Linked DNA regions of Mus musculus: region 1 is linked to region 2. The links are chromatin loops, found by intact Hi-C in ENCODE. Cell type or tissue: left cerebral cortex. All regions are shown on one strand.

Evidence for each region. Peaks named below come from ENCODE experiments on the same cell type or tissue, not always from the same donor. Only the 100,000 strongest peaks of a DNase experiment are listed, where the experiment ranks them.
Region 1: a loop joins it to region 2, with 2.3 times the contacts of the local background. A loop is called at or near these places in 12 of 42 quality-filtered maps.

Annotation. Positions count from the first base shown.
Region 1 is chr12:76,263,984-76,271,983 of GRCm38, reverse strand. Mthfd1 (methylenetetrahydrofolate dehydrogenase (NADP+ dependent), methenyltetrahydrofolate cyclohydrolase, formyltetrahydrofolate synthase) reads right to left here. Exons shown (of 28, transcript NM_138745.2): 2 at 1,482-1,566. Among named protein-coding and RNA genes, the nearest start is that of Gm40444, 8.0 kb to the left of the region's middle. In left cerebral cortex, a CTCF peak has its summit at 4,954 (motif pointing left); DNase peaks (open chromatin) are centred at 4,932, 7,186 and 7,430; H3K4me3 peaks cover 256 bases; H3K27ac peaks cover 819 bases.
Region 2 is chr12:76,459,573-76,467,572 of GRCm38, reverse strand. No RefSeq gene overlaps it. Among named protein-coding and RNA genes, the nearest start is that of Gm10451, 19 kb to the right of the region's middle. In left cerebral cortex, no CTCF peak of the experiment used is centred here; DNase peaks (open chromatin) are centred at 2,579 and 3,965; H3K27ac peaks cover 292 bases.

The sequences.
Region 1 (8,000 bases), 200 kb after region 2:
GAGCTACCTTTGAATCCCACAGGAGCGCCAGGCAGGGCGCACACGCACACACACCGAGTCAATGAATGTGTACGGTTGGGGTTTTTTGTTGTTGTTGGTTTTAAGTTTTCCGCAGGTAATGCATGCCTTCTCACCAAATTTTACTATTGAAAAGTTCTAAAGCAGGCACAGTAGTGCACACCTACAGTCTCAGTACTCTGAAGTTCAATGTCAGCTTGGGGTACAAAGCAGGGCCTGTCTCAAACACGGTTCTCTCTCCATGATGTTTACTTTAACATATCAAGAGTTTCCATTGGCTCGGCAGTTCAGAGGAAGAATCGTGCTCACAGCACCCACGCTGGGGACCTGGTCCCTCCTCCTGGACTCACTGGCTTGCTGCCTTCATGTGTGCACACACCTACACAAGGGCACACACTTACACAGGTACTTAAAAATAATTAAATTATAAATAATGTATAATTCAACATAGGGAATTTCGGACCAGCCAGTGTTGCTGAAAATTTTTAATCCTAACCCAGGGTTTCTACCCTACCTTTGACCCTTTAGTTCCCCAGTAAAAGCCTTTATATTTACAATAATCCTTAAACAGCACAAGAGCTGGGTAGATACTACCCTCTATGTTGTTAGACTCCACTTCCTATCAATAACTCCGAGTTATTACTTACTGTGTTTCAAGCCAGGGTTGCAGAGTGAGACCCAGTCCAAAAAAACAAAAATCTTTTAACAAGAATTAATGTGCTTGAAAATAAGTAAATACATAAACCCAAATTTTATTCCCAACACAGTAAGTATTCATAGCTAAGTTCTGTTTAAAGTTTAAGAGTACAAAAGGGGGATGGTGAGATGGTTCAGTGGGTAAGAGCACCGACTGCTCTTCCAAAGGTACTGAGTTCAAATCCCAGCAACCACGTGGTGGCTCACAACCACCCATAATGAGATCTGATACCCTCTTCTGGTGCGTTTGAAGACAGCTACAGTGAACTTATTCTAATAAATAAATCTTTGGAAAAAAAAAAAAAAGTACAAAAGGTCCTAAGAAGACCTAGTGGGCAGGGCTAACGGTGCAGCTCAGTGGGGAGAGGGCTTGCCCAGCATGCAGAAAGCCCCATGTTCCATCCCCAGCACCACACAAAGCCAGGCAAGGTGGCACATGCCTACAATCCTGGAAGTTGGGAGGCAGAGGCAGAAGACGGGAGTTCAAGGTCACCCTTGCCTACATAGCCTATCTCCATATCACTGGCATATATGAGACCCTACCTTAAAACAACAAAAAAAGGAGAAAAGCACCCACCATACTGTCATAGAGCAAGATAAACCAGCACCGGGAAGCTGGGTACCAGAAATGGGAGCCCACAGTGAGAAGCCATGGGTGTGTCTGAGGTTTCACAAGGTGGGAGGCCCAGGTCTGAAGTGCTGCAGCCTCTACTGCTGTGAAGAGGCTAGGTAAGAATGGTGTTAACGGGAATAAGATGCTCCAATACCTGCAGGATTGCCAGGCCAGGGGTGAAGCCAGGTACCTGCTCCTGCATCCGAGTTACCTGGTTCTTCAGTCGATCCCTGATTTGCCTAGAGGGAAAGAAAAGGTGGAAGGAGTTACCACTTACTTCATGGCAAGCGTAAGTGAGGCAGAGCACTGGATACATCTCTTGGAAGTTAAAACCACCTTCGCTGACGGACATTATCTAACAAGTGTGTGTCTCATGGCCTTCCCACCAACTTCCCTCAACTGACCTTAGATTGTTCTGTAACTTTTAACGATGAGGACTGAACCAGGCAAGTGCAGGGGAAGATGTTTAAAATACCTCAATTGGGGGCTGAAGACGTAGCTCAACAATTAAGAGAGAATCACCGTTGCAGAAGACCCAGCCTAGTGACTATCATGATCTTAAGGGCCAGCAGGCAATGGTGGCTCAGCTATTCAGGAGGGTCAAAAATTCAAGGTCTGCTTGGGCTACAAGTGAGTTCAAGGTCACCCTGGGCAACTTAAGAGAGCCTGTCTTAAAATAAAAAATAAAATCAGGGTGTATGGGGGAAACTTCTTCAATCCCAGTATTCAACAAGACCGAAGCAAATTACTGGGCCTCTGAGGCCAGCTTGAGCTACATATAAGTATCAGGCACATTAGTGCATAGCAAAGACTATGTTTCAATAAAAAAAATTTTTTTTAAATCACTGTTTTACTCCAACTTTTATTTCTAGTTAGTGACCTTGTTTTTTTCAAAGCATTACTCAACACAAGAATAAAGTTCAAAAAAGAATAGGCCATAGTTTTGGAGTTTCTTCTGTTGTTGCTACTGGTTTTCAACCGGATTTGACCTGGACCATGGAGGCAGCTCTGCTGTAAAACAAGCACAGACTGCCTGGCAGCTGCCGGTGTCCACGTCCCTGCGGTCCCCGCCTTTGCTGCTCCCCATCAAGGCAATGAGCTGTGCTATGGGGACAGAGCTGAGGGCAAGCTCTGAGCTCTGCTGTCAAGTTCCGAGGCTCGCCTCTTCTTCCCACTCCCTCTCCTCTAGGCTGTCAATCAAGGTACTGGAGGGCCGAGGTCAGATAACAGGAGTACAAAGTGCCTTGTGTCCAGCACTCTACTGGCCAAGCAGGGCATGGTGTGAAAGCCTTTAACCCCAGCAACTGGGAGGTAGGAGCAAGAGGGTCGGGAGTGTGGGGTTATCGCCAGCTACATGATGAGTTTGAATCCAGCCTGACTCAAAAACAAAGATGGGATAGGAAGGCAGAGGGGCATGTGGTAGGCCAAAGCTTATTTCAACCTAAGCAAAATCATAGTGTGTCACTACTAGAAAGACACAAAAACTGGCTGGAAGAGAAGGGGAAGAAGGAGGAGGAGAAGGAGAAGGAAAAACAACAGTAGAACAGGTGGGCACTCCTGAGACAACCCCCTTGTCAAGTAAGAAGGCATTCTATATGCCACTCACAAATGAAGCACAGGCTCACAACAGGCCAGTGGCTTTCCTCGAGCCAAATGGCAAAAAGATGAGCATGTGCCAGGACCCTGAGCAGGCACCTGCTGGCCACCTGGAAACCGGGAGTGATGGCCAGCACAGAGACTATTTTATTCTGGTGTGATGGGAGGCCATGACAGGGTTTTGAACACAGATCACATGGTCGGTCGGTCGTACACTGTTAGAATTCATTCCGGTTGCTGAACTGGTAATGGAGCAGGGCGCTGCAAGCTGAGGCACTAGAAAGAAACCACCACTGCAGGGCCCGGCCAGCACAGTCGAGAGCAGATTACAGTGTGGCTGACAGGCTAACCGATTCCAGACCCATCTGCAGGAGTCGCATAGAAGATGTCACAGCTACGTGGACTCAGCTTTGGGGACTGTGAAGGTGATAGAAAACTATCAGCTGGGAGCATGCTGAGGCCCAGAGCACATTTCATGCCAATGCAGTCAAGCTATTTACCGGATTGTCTAAGGGCAAGTGGGCATTTGAGACCTACAGTTGGAGTCTAGGGACAAATAAAAATACTCAGCAGGTGGCAAAGCTATGGGAAGCCAGCGCCATAGGTGGTGAGCCGGAAAACACTGGTTTTACTCAGTAGGCCAAGACTATAGGACAGAACGTTCCAGAGTTCCATGCTACCATTTAAAAGAACCTAAGCTCCAAGTTTCATGCTACCATTTAAAAGAACCTAAGCTCCAAGTTTCCCTTCTAGGGATAAAGAGATGCAGGTTGGAAGTCATTTACATTGACTGTCCTAATCTTTTCCTAACAGGCCGCTCTCTCTTCTGTGAATAAGCATGTTTTCATGTCTACAGGTATTCGCATGTATGCGTGGACATTGGAGGACAACGGTAGATGTCATCTTAAGTCTACATATTTAGACTGGCTAACTAATGAAGCTCAGAAATCAGGGCCTTGGTATAGATAACTATCTCAGCCTTACTCCCAGCACTTGGGAGGCAGAAGCAGACAGATAATTAAGAGTTTAAGGCAAGCCTGATCTACATAATGAGGTCCAGGCTAGCCAGGGTTACATAGTGAGACACTGTCTCAAAGACAAATAGATCAAAGTACTGTGTGTGCACACCATAGTATGTATGTGGTCAGAGGACAACTTGCGGGGGTCACTTTTCCCCTCCCACGGTGGAGGGAGGTCTTGAACTCCAAACGTCAGGCTCCGTAGCAAGGCCCTTCACCCACTGAGCCATCTCACTGTAGCAAGGCCCTTCACCCACTGAGCCATCTCACTAGCCCCTTTCCATTTCACCATAAGCTGTCTATTTCTATTGCTTTGAGGAAGAGAAGGTACTCTGCTCTTGCCTTCTGGGGTGGCTACTAAGAACCCTAAGATAAAGAGAAGGAGGAAAGCTAAGAATTGGCTACAGCTGGAGCAACGGACATTAAAGGGCAAACACAGCTTCACCTGTCTTCAGGAGGCTGGTCTCAGACGATAGTCAATTAAATGGTAGTAATTTCTTCCAATTTTTATAGCCCCAAATTTCCAGAAGTCTAAGTGCTGTGACAGAAGGACTCCCCAATCACTGCAGTCTTCAGTTGTGGGAGCCCCCATGCCTCTCCACTGCCCCCCACACCCAGTCTTTCCACAGCCCCCACGCCTCTCCACTGCCCCCCGCCCCCAGTCTTTCCACAGCCCCCATGCCTCTCCACTGTCCCTGGACTAGATCTTCCATGTAAGGACTTCAGAGCCAAGTGAAGCCAGAAGAAGCAACCAGAAAAACACATGGTCCTCCAAGTACAAATAATCACGCCAGATTCACAGCATTCTTCACCAACCACCTACAACCTAGAGAAGACGTCTGTCAGTCTCTACGTAAGAGCAATCGGTATGGAAGTGTGCACAGAAACTGAAAAGCCAGCAAAGCCAGCATAGCACTCTGGATCTGATTGACGGACGCCGGTAGAATAATCACAGCCAAGTGATGTGATACAAGCCGTGAAAACAAGGACTCGGGATGTAGTTTCAAGGTGATACTGCCATCTAGTGGGTAGGTGTCAGAAGTGCAAGAAATAGATCAGACTAGATGGGGTGAGCTCAGGAGGCAGAGGCAAGTGGATCTCTATGAGTTCAAGGCTAGCCTGATCTACAGAGTTCCAAGATAGATGGAGCTACATAATAGAGAGGCCCTGTCTCAAAAACAAACAAACAAACAAACAACAGTAGTCTATAAGGCTGAAGAGATGGCTCAGCGGGTTAAGGGACATCTGACAACCCCAATAACCTGAATTTAATCCCTGGGACCCACGCATAGAAGGAGAGAACTGACTCCCTGCCAGGTGTCCCCTGCCCTCCAAGGCTGTGTCATGACAACACCAAGCTCCTCCCCTCTGCCCTCCAGCAAATAAAAATAAGTAGTGGCAGACCATGAACCCACCACACACACAAAATCAAATGGAATAAAACATTTAATTTTAAAAGAATTTATTTATTTTACTTATGTGCATGGGTGTTTTGCCTAAATGTAGGTATGTGTACCACGTGCGTGCCTGGTACCTGCGGAGGACAGAAGAGGGTCATATTCTTGGAACGGAAGTTACAGATGGGTGAGTTGTAAGATGTATATATACACATAAATAAATATATATGTATATGTATATACATATGCATGCTAGGAACCTAACCTGGATCCTCTGGAAGAATAGGCAGGGTTCTTAACCCACTGTCTCAATAAAAACATCTTAATAAATTAAAAAAAAAAGGTTAACTAGCAAGTTCTAAAGCAGCAGGGCGGCTCACCTGTAATCCTGACACTCAGAAAACTGGGGGAGGAGAACTGTTATACTGATAGGTCTGCTATCTATGAGGATAGCCTGGGCTACTGAATGAGAGCCGAATCCCAGGCTAGAAAGATAGCCTTGTAGAAGAGTTTGCTGCCATGACTGACAACTTCAATTCCACCCTGGGGTGGTGGCTTGAATAGATATGGCCCCACAAATTCATGTGTTTGAATGCTTGGCCCATAGGAAAAAGCATTTTTAGGAGGTGTGGCCTTGTTGGAGGAAGTGGGTCACTGTGGGGACGGGCTCTAAGGTCTCTATGCTCAAATTCTGCCCACTGTAGAAATGCAGTCTCCTCTTGGTTGTCTTCAGATCAAGATGTAGAACTCTTGGCTCTCTAACACCATATCTGCCTGCAGGCTTCCATGTTTGTCTCAAACTCACATAGATCCACCTGCCTCTGCCTCCGGTGTGTCAGGATTAAAGGTGTGAGCCACTACTACCTGACAAGAATCGCTTTTAAGTTAAAAGTTAAAACAAAATTGAATATAGACACACATGGATATACATATACATGAGAGAGACAAACAAACGCACTCCAAAAATAAAATGAATCATAATGCTAGGTGGTAGTGGCACATACCTTTAATTACGGCACTCAGAAAGCACAGGCAGGTGGGTCTCTGAGTTCAAGGCCAGCCAGTCTGGTCTACAGTGAGTTCCAGGACAAGCAGGACTACACAGAGAAACCCTGTTTCAAGAAATCAAAAAACTAAATGTTTTCCTTTGTAAGAATTGCCTTGGTTATGGTGTCTCTTACTGAGTTTTGGTCTGTTGCTATGTATTGTAATACTAACTCCTATACCTATAGGTCTAGTTTTGTGGCGCAAACCTTTTCCTTAATTTAAAAACTATTGGTTAAATAAAAATAGTATAGCCAATTACTGGAGGGAAGAGAGGTAGGTGGGTTTTGAGTTACCTGGTTGGGGGTAGCAGAAAAAAAGGAAAATAAGAAAGAACAGGACGAGGAGGAAGCCACCATGAGAGATGAGCCATGGTCAATGGCCGGGAGAAACAGGAAGTAATTGGGGCATACCACTGGGGAAGTCGCCAGGCCAGCAGCTAGAAAAGTAGATTAGGGTTTACCCCCAGTAATTGTCAAAGCCAAATGAAATAACCATAGTCTGAGTCTCATTCATTTGTAAGCTAGACAGGGACACGTTTAAATTGGTTCAACTACAGTCTCATCACAGTAATGAAACCCTCACTAAGACGTCTGGAATCCACACAGTAGAAGCAGAGTGAGACCCTACTTCACGACAGTCAGACAGACAGACAGACACTTGATTCTGTCTCCCTGCCTGCTACCCTACTCAAGGAAGGAGCAGATCTCCACCTACTCAGATCCAACAAGCTCCTGACTTTAGGCATTCAGCCCACAGGGCTGGGAATGTAGCTCAGTGGCCAGGCTTCTGCCCGGCACACACAGCCCCAGTTTCAACGCCAGTACTGCAAGAATGCAGAACAGAAATTGCTAAACTCTAAGTCATCTTTCAAAGAGTCAGGCATCCAGATTTTTAAGTATAATTACAGACATGAATGTGTTGCAATGTAATCTAATTTTTTAAAAATAATTTCTGCAAGTCAAACAAAACATTTGGCTTATAAGCCACTGGTTTTGTTACAAGACAGCGTTAGGAGACAAGCTGGGCTGGCTCTGCATACAAAGAACCAAGAAGCTGCGACCAACTCTATGCCAACAGGGGAAATCGTGCCAGTGGGTCTGCCAGCACAGGGCGCACACCAGATTTAGTCATTATCTCTCTATTATATACCAGATCTATCATTATCTAACCAGATCTGGTTGTCAGAGCTGGTTATGGCGACACAGAATAGCTACAAGTCCCTTGGACTTGTCCCCGGGACACTGCCACCAGTAAGAGACACGGAAGTCTAAAATATATCTGCTTGAAGAAAGAGCAGGAGCTGGTACATAAAAAAACAAACAAATAAACAAAAGGGGAAGCCAAACAGATCACACAAACCAGAATAAATCCCTGGAAGACCTGTGCTCTCATCTAAGACCCTCTCCTATGTATGCTCAACACCCTTACAGTTCACCCTGTGCCTGGGCAAATTTCACCTCCAAAGTCAGTTCTGCTACTCACTCAAGGGCCACTCAGCTTGCCCTGGGGCCATCCCTGCTGATCCCAGGCAGTTATTTACAAACCACTGAGGTCAGAGGTCCAAAGCACAGGCTATTCATCCTTGGTTCCCAGCCTCCTTCTCCCTAATACTGA
Region 2 (8,000 bases):
GGTTGGTTCCCTGAAATCATCAACAAAACTGTTTCACCCAGGGAAACCAGCAAACGTGGTGTATGCGCCTTGAGGAGAGCCCGGTGTGAGTCATTTCCCAGAATACCACTCTGCAGATGTCAACACGGGCAGGGAGGACACTCCAGGTTCTGATGAAATAGCAGGATAACTGAAAAGCCTGAGACAAGTATTTCAGTGGGGCCCACATCTGATGTGGGATTTTAACCACCAGTGAGCATTGAGAACAAATCCAGTCGTTCACTGTGCCACCAAAGAGGGAGACGATGAGGTGATGCCTGGAAATCCTGCCATGTCTTTGCACAATGGGGGTGGGACAGTAAATAAACAGCCGGCCACTTCCACGCCTTCATTATGCTTTATTACTATGAGGTGACAGCGTTGAGGAGGAAATCTCTGAGCTGGCTTTCCCCTCACCACCCTTAGGACTGTCAAATGCTTTAGAGGGACTCTTTCAGAACTGCTCTAGGCAGCAAGAGAACTGGGACCTCCAAAGGCTCAGATGTCCAGCACCTGCAACCCACTCGTGAATGCTCCCCACTCACAGGTAACAGGTGTTCAGGATCCGAGCACAGCCCAGTTCTCGGGGCAACTATTGCCGTGTATAGTAACAGCTATAAAAATAGCAGGTGACCCCACTTCCACAAGGGGAGCCAGGGTAAGTGTTTCCAGACCACAGCAGTTACACTCTGTGCTGGAGACGGTCCAGGGGCTTGAGGCTGACCTGAGCTTGTCTCCAACCCTTCCCATTTGCCAACTGTGGCCTGGGCAGGGTTTGGCTTCCTCCGGCCTCCATTCTCATCAGCGCTGGAGAGAAACAGGAAAGAGTGTCTAAAGTTGAATGGCTGGAGGGGGAGGGCAGTGGGGGAGGGGTTAGTGAGAACAAAGTATAAAGACACCTATGTATGAAGATGCGAAGATGCCATGATGAAACCTGTTACTTTGCATGTTGACTTAAGAAGCTCAGACTTTTTTTTTTTTTTTGAGACAGGATTGCTCTGTGTAGCCCAGGCTGTCCTGGAACTCACTTTGTAGACCAGGCTGGCCTCAAACTCAGAAATCCGCCTGCCTCTGCCTCCCGAGTGCTAGGATTAAAGGCGTGTGCCACCATGCCCAGCGAGCAGAGACTCTTGTGTGTGTGTATGTGTGTATTTAAAGATTTTTTTATTTGTTATATGTAACTACACTTCACCCCAGAAGAGGGCATCTGATCTCTTTACGGATGGTTGTGAGCCACCATGTGGTTGCTGGGAATTGAACTCAGGACCCCCAGAAGAGCAGTCAGTGCTCTTAATCACTGAGCCATCTCTCCAGTCTGAGCTGTGTGTCTTTTAGTTACAGTGCTTACTGATATAATAAACAGGAAATGGACTTCAACCAACTATAAAGAAGGTGAGATGAGCTAGACAGGGATAGGGTTATGGCTCAGTCGGTAGAATGCTTGCCTAATATACACAAATCCCTGGGTTCCATTCCATAGCGCTGCATGAAGACTGGGCATGGTGGTATATGCTTGTGATCCCAGCACCCAGAAGACAGAAGCAAGAGGATCAGGAGTTCAAGACCATCCTCAGACACATAGTAAATCTGAGACTAACCTTGACTTATGAGACCCTGTCTCAAACAAACAAATAAACAAACAAATGTGGGTCACATGGGTGCTAACATATCTAAATCCTTGCCTATTAGAACAGAGCATGAAAAATTGAGTGTATTACTTAAAGATGCCAATAACAGAACAAAGACATTAGCCTTAAGGATCCAGGTGTGGTGACACAAGCCTTTAACCTGCCATTCGGGAAGCAGAGGTGAGTGGAACTCAGTGAGTTCAAGGCCCGCCTGATCTACACAGTGAATTACAGGACAGTTGGGGCTATATAGTAACACCCTGTCACAAAAAAACAGCCAAACCAAACCAAACCAAACCAACAATTACAAAAAAGTTAACTTTAAAGGGCTTGTGGGTGGGGGGTAGGGGCAGATATGTCTGACTTTCGCGTTTGGCTTTCCAAACTTTTTACTCTAAATTTTTTCTCTTATACTTTATGTGTATGGGTGTTTTGCTGGAGTGCATATGTGTACCATATGAATGCCTGAAGAGATCTTCAGATTCCCAGAAATTGGAGTTGCAGATCGCTGTGAGCTGCAATGTGGGTATTAGAAATTAAACTCAGGTCTTCCAGAAGAGCAGTAAAGGTTCTTAGCCTCTGAGCCATTTCTCCAGCCCCCTGATTTATTTTTAAAAGGAAATATAATTATGGTCCCCTGCAGAAGATCAAGTCATTACAAGAGCAGCCAGTATCCCAGCAGACAGCGCTAATTGGATTCTGTGTATGGGGGTGCGTAAAGTGGGGGGAAAGGGAGCCTGTTAGGAGGTGTGAGGGATGGGGGCGCATAGAGCTGTGGGTGGGTATGATCAAGGCACACTGTACACCTGCATGAAACTGTCAAAGAATAAAAACAAGGTTAGCAAAGAGAGCTTAAAAAGGAAACACACCGTGCATCCTACGGCTTGGTTTCTCATCCGCCTCCCCCTGGAGCAGTTGTTGATTTCAATCTGTTCTTTTCTCTGAAGTTGCGTTTACACGCCTCCCTTCGGGAACACTGGAAACAGTTTATATTTATAGCCCCTTGTCTCTAGGATTCTGTAACTCCTTTAGGCTGGCCGTGTCTCTTGATTTATACTATGCTGGTAAATCATCCCCAATAAAGCCTTTCTTTTCTTGATATATATGTGTACAGAAACAGGAGGGGATGATTTGGAGCGGGAAGGGAGTAGTTTAATCTCTGCAGTGCTAAGCAGAGAAGCCGCAGGAAGGAGCAGTGCTCCCTGGCCACATGGCCTCTCACAGCCTCACAGCCAGGCTGTGTCTAGAAGTCCAGCTTCCCTCTCCAGACTCACACAGCTGGAGACCTTGGGTCCAATCTCTCTCTCTCTCTCTCTCTCTCTCTCTCTCTCTCTCTCTTTCTTTCTCTCAAGATGCATTTATTTTATTTATATGAGTATATTGTAGCTGTCTTCAGACACATCAGACTCCATTACAGATGGTTGTGAGCCACCATGTGGTTGCTGGGAATTGAACTCAGAACCTCTGGAAGAACAGTCAGTTCTCTTAACCACTGAGCCATCTCTCCAGCCAATCTTTTTAAGTTCTCAAACCTGTCATGGACTTCAGGGGGCCCACAAACCCCAAGAGTTACATATGCAACTATTTACTTTTCTGGAAAAGGGCTTGGGTCATTTTCAGACTTTGGATCTCCACAGCCCCAGAACTAAAATGGTCTGGCTCTATGTAGGTCTCCAATTCTCCCAACAAGACAAATTTAAGTGGCTTTTGTACCTAGGGACCAAGTAAAACTGTGCTGTACCTATCACCTTGTCGAGATTCTAAATGTACAGTGATGGTAGGAACCCCAACTCTGGAGCAGACTGCCTCAACTATCTCCTAGCAGTGGGGCCTCTTTGGGACAACATGTGTCCTTCTGCTCTTGCTTCCTGGGACAGATAAAAGTACCTGTCCTGTTAAACAAGTTAATATGGGGGAAGTGCTTAGAACAGCCAGGCACTGGGGCAGTGTCACATGGTCTCCGGTCCTTCACTGTGTGGCACGGTGTGACATAGTGCTTACCTGTAGTCAGGAGTAATCATGGAGTTTCTATGTTGGGAAGATAAACCTGAAGCACCTCTTAGGAGTTAGTGTAGTACCTAGCAGGTCCTGTATGTACAGATGACGCTGCAGAGATGCTGTGGAGAGAGCAGAACCTTCTAGTGGCTCTCTCTTGCTCTCTGTGTGTGTGGTAATCTGCATGTGTATGTGTGTGTGTGTGTGTGTGCGCGTGCTCATCTGCGTATGTGTGTTGTATCTCTTTCTCCTCCCTTCTTCTCCCAGGCCAAGATCCTAGGCAGGCCTGTGCCACAAGCTTAGGGAAAACATCAGAGAAGAAAGCTGGGGAGGAGACAAAAGCTGGCTCAAGTTCAGCAATGACTCAGATCAGACACCCAAGACCAAATGCAAATACAGCAGAGGCTTGGGGTTGCCCAGAGACTGCTTGTCACAAAGCTGACATATGCCCTTCCTATTGTTTTCCTTCCATGTACAGATCGTGTGTGTGTGTGTGTGTGTGTGTGTGTGTGTGTGTGTGTGTGTGCGTACGCGCGAGCGCATGTTGGGGGTTGAACTCGGGGTCTCAAGTGTGTTAAGAATATATAACCTGAGCTAAACCTCAGCCCCATCCCACGACATTATAAATTTGGTTATTTTTCTTTTCATTGTCGTTATACTTTTAATATGTATCAATATAAGTCCCCCTCAACATTTGTTTTGCAAATATTTTCATTTCTATTGGTAGTCTTCAAATTTTATTGATATCCATTTTTTAAAATGTTGAATGATTATATGTTTATGTATGTGGGACTCACATGGCATGGCTCATGTATGAGGTCTGAGGGCAACTTGCCAACTTGCAAGAGTGGGTTCTCTCCTTCCACCACATGGGTCCTAGGGATCAAACTCAGATCTTCAGGCTTGGCTGCAGACACTTTGATTTCTGGGCCACCTTGCCAGGACTTTCCCCCTAAAGACAGCATGGTACACACACTTTAAAGCAGGCGCGCGCACGTGCGCGCGCGCACACACACACAGTTGTTATTTTGTTACTTCATTATTTGTTTGGTTGGTTGGTTTTGAGATGGTTTTGCTGTATAGATCTGGCTGGCTTAGAACTCACTGTATAGACTAGGCTAGCCTCAAAAGGTTGTTATTTGGAAAAGTCCAATTTATTTGTTTATTTTTTTATTCATTTTTGGTTGCTTGTGCTTCAGGATCATATCACAGGAATCACTACTATATAAACCAAAATAGCAAGGATTTATGACTGCTTATAACTTATGACTGTTTATGATTTATAAATTTCAGATGTTGTATTTAGATCTACAAAATGTGTGTGGTTGTTAGTTTTAATTGTCAATTTGACAGACTCTAAAATCCCCTGGCACATGGGCTTGTGGGCAAGCTTGTGGGCATTATATTGATTTCACTATTGAGGTAGAACTACCTGCCCACTGTGGGTGGCACCATTCCCTCAGCAGAGGGTCCTGGACTGCATAACAGTGGAGACGGCAAGCTGACACCAGCATCATGCATTCAGCTGACATGAGCTGTTGTTTCAGGTTCCTATTGCCTTGTTTCCAGACATGGCAGTCTATGCCTCAAGTTGGGAGCTGAAATAAACCATTTCTAGCTTCAATTGCTCATTTCAGGGTGTTTACTGACACCAGCATCATGCATTCAGCTGACATGAGCTGTTGTTTCAGGTTCCTATTGCCTTGTTTCCAGACATGGCAGTCTATGCCTCAAGTTGGGAGCTGAAATAAACCATTTCTAGCTTCAATTGCTCATTTCAGGGTGTTTAATCGCAGCAACAGAAAGACACAAAGATGATGCTTCAGTTCTGCTGTATTGTGAGAAGTAGAAATCTAAGTTCTCTTATTTGTATGTTGGCATCCAGTTACTTCTACACTCGATGGTTGCATGAACTCCCCGAGAGAGCTGTCATGACAATCTCAAAGTCTACTGACCATAAACGTGAACGTTTATTCAAATACTTCTTGCTTTGCCCTCTTCCAAACTATTACACTGACTGAGGCTTTCTGCATATCCCCTTCTGATTTTGGACCCTGTACTAGGTGCACCATTGTATTAGACCTGTGCCCCTGTGAAGGTGGGGACCTGGCTGTAGCCTCAGGAAACTACACAAGTGTCCCTTGCCTTAGTGTCTCTATTGCTGTCAAGAGACATGATCATGGCAACTCTTTTTTTTTTAATTAATTAATTATATGTAAGTATACTGTAGCTGTCTTTAGACACTCTGGAAGAGGGAGCCAGATCTCGTTATGGATGGTTGTGAGTCACCATGTGGTTGCTGGGATTTGAACTCAGGACCTTCGGAAGAGCAGTCAGTGCCCTTAACTGCTGAGCCATTTCTCCAGCCTGATCATGGCAACTCTTATAAAGGAAAACGTTCAATTGGGCCTGGTTTACAATTCAGAGGTTTGTATCTATCAAACTATCGTCATGACAGGAAGCATGGTGTGGTGGCATGCAGGCAGACATAGTGCTGTAGAAGGAGCTGAGTGTTCTACATCTTAATCCATGGGCAACAGGAAGAGACTGAGACAGACTGGCTAGTCTTGAGCATCTGAAATCTCAAAGCCTGCCCCCAGTGACACACGTCCTCCACCAGTGCCACACCCACTCCACCAAGGCCACACCTCCTAGTAGTGGCATTCCCTATGGGATTATGAGGGTCATTTTTATTCAAATCACCACATCCCTGTACAAGTTTCTTTTTTTGTACGGTTCTCTCAGACAAATTTTTTACATTATAGCCCAGGCTGGCCTGGAACTCACTATTCTAACTATAGCCCAGGCTGGCCTGGAAGTCATAATCTTCCAGGAACCTGCCCTAAGCCTGACTCACATATTAAAGAACTGTGGAAAAATATGAATAGCATTACTTATTCATGGTGGAGAACCGTGAACTCTACTTCCCAAACTTTCCATGACCCACCAAAACAAACAAACAAAAATTTAGTAGTAGCCGGGTGTGGTGGCGTGTGCCTTTAATCCCAGCACTTGGGAGGCAGAGGCAGGCGAATTTCTGAGTTTGAGGCCAGCATAGTCTACAGAGTGAGTTCCAGGACAGCCAGGGCTACACAGAGAAACCCTGACTCGAAAAAACCAAACCAACCAACCAACCAACCAACCAAACAAACAAAAAGCTTAGTAATAACTCTCCATTGTTTTCTGACTTCTGCCTCCAGTAACCTCATATCTCCTCTCTGTTTCTGAGATTTTGTGAGCTATGAGATGGGTCATATAAGTGAAATCACAGCACACTGTTTTTTCTGTGATTGGCATCTTCTCCTGCTGAGGCCAGACAAGTTGAACCATTTTGAGGAATGGGATCAACAGGCAGTCAACAGGATCAGGAACAGCCCCTGCTCCAGTTGTTGGGGTACCAGCATGAAGACCAAGCTGCTCACATGCAGTGTATACACAGGAGACTTGGTCCAGCCCGCGCTTGCTCTTTGGTTGGTGATTCAGGCTCTGGGAACCCACACACATCCAGGTTAGTTGACTTGGTTGGCCTTTCTGTGGAGTCCCTGTCCTCTTCGGGTCCCCAAGCTCCATCTAATATTTGACTGTGATCTTGCGCGCGCTCGACTGGCCAGGAAGAACGACGCTGCAACAGGATCCTTCTGCACACGTTTATTGGGAGAGCTTGATTGTAGAGGCGAAAAGACTTCGAGCCCAGAACTAGTGCTACTTTTATAGGCCTAGGAGGGGCGTGTCTCACACCCGGATTGGTTATGCATTAAGCCTCATTTGCATGTTCCTCATCTGATTGGCTACTCTCTCTCAGTACCTTACAGAACCTCATTATCATACCGCATTTGCATGTCTCACATCTGATTGGTTATACTCTCAGTACCTTACAGAACCTCATTATCATACCTCATTTGCATGTCTCACATCTGATTGGTTATACTCTCAGTACCTTACAGAACCTCATTATCATGCCTGGGCCAGGCAGTGTCTTTGCAAAAAACTTTACTGCATATGTACACATTGGTTGTTTGTCCAATCTTATGCGTGGTGGCCAGCAGTAGTCAGTGCCACTCAGCAACGGCACATGTGGCTTCCCACACTGTGAGTCTCTGCATCTCTTTCTATTGGCTGCTGGGTGAATCCTCTCAAAGGACAGTTAGGCTAGGTTCCTGTCTGCAAGCATAACAGAGTATCATTAATAGTGTCAGTTCTTGCCCATGGGATGGGTCTCAATTTGGGGCAGTCATGGGTTGGCCATATCCTCCATCTCTGTGATTTGTCCCTGTACATCTTGTAGGCTGGATACATTTTGAATAGAAGATTTGGTGGGTGAATTACTGTCCTCATCCCTCCACTGGGAGTCCTGCCTGG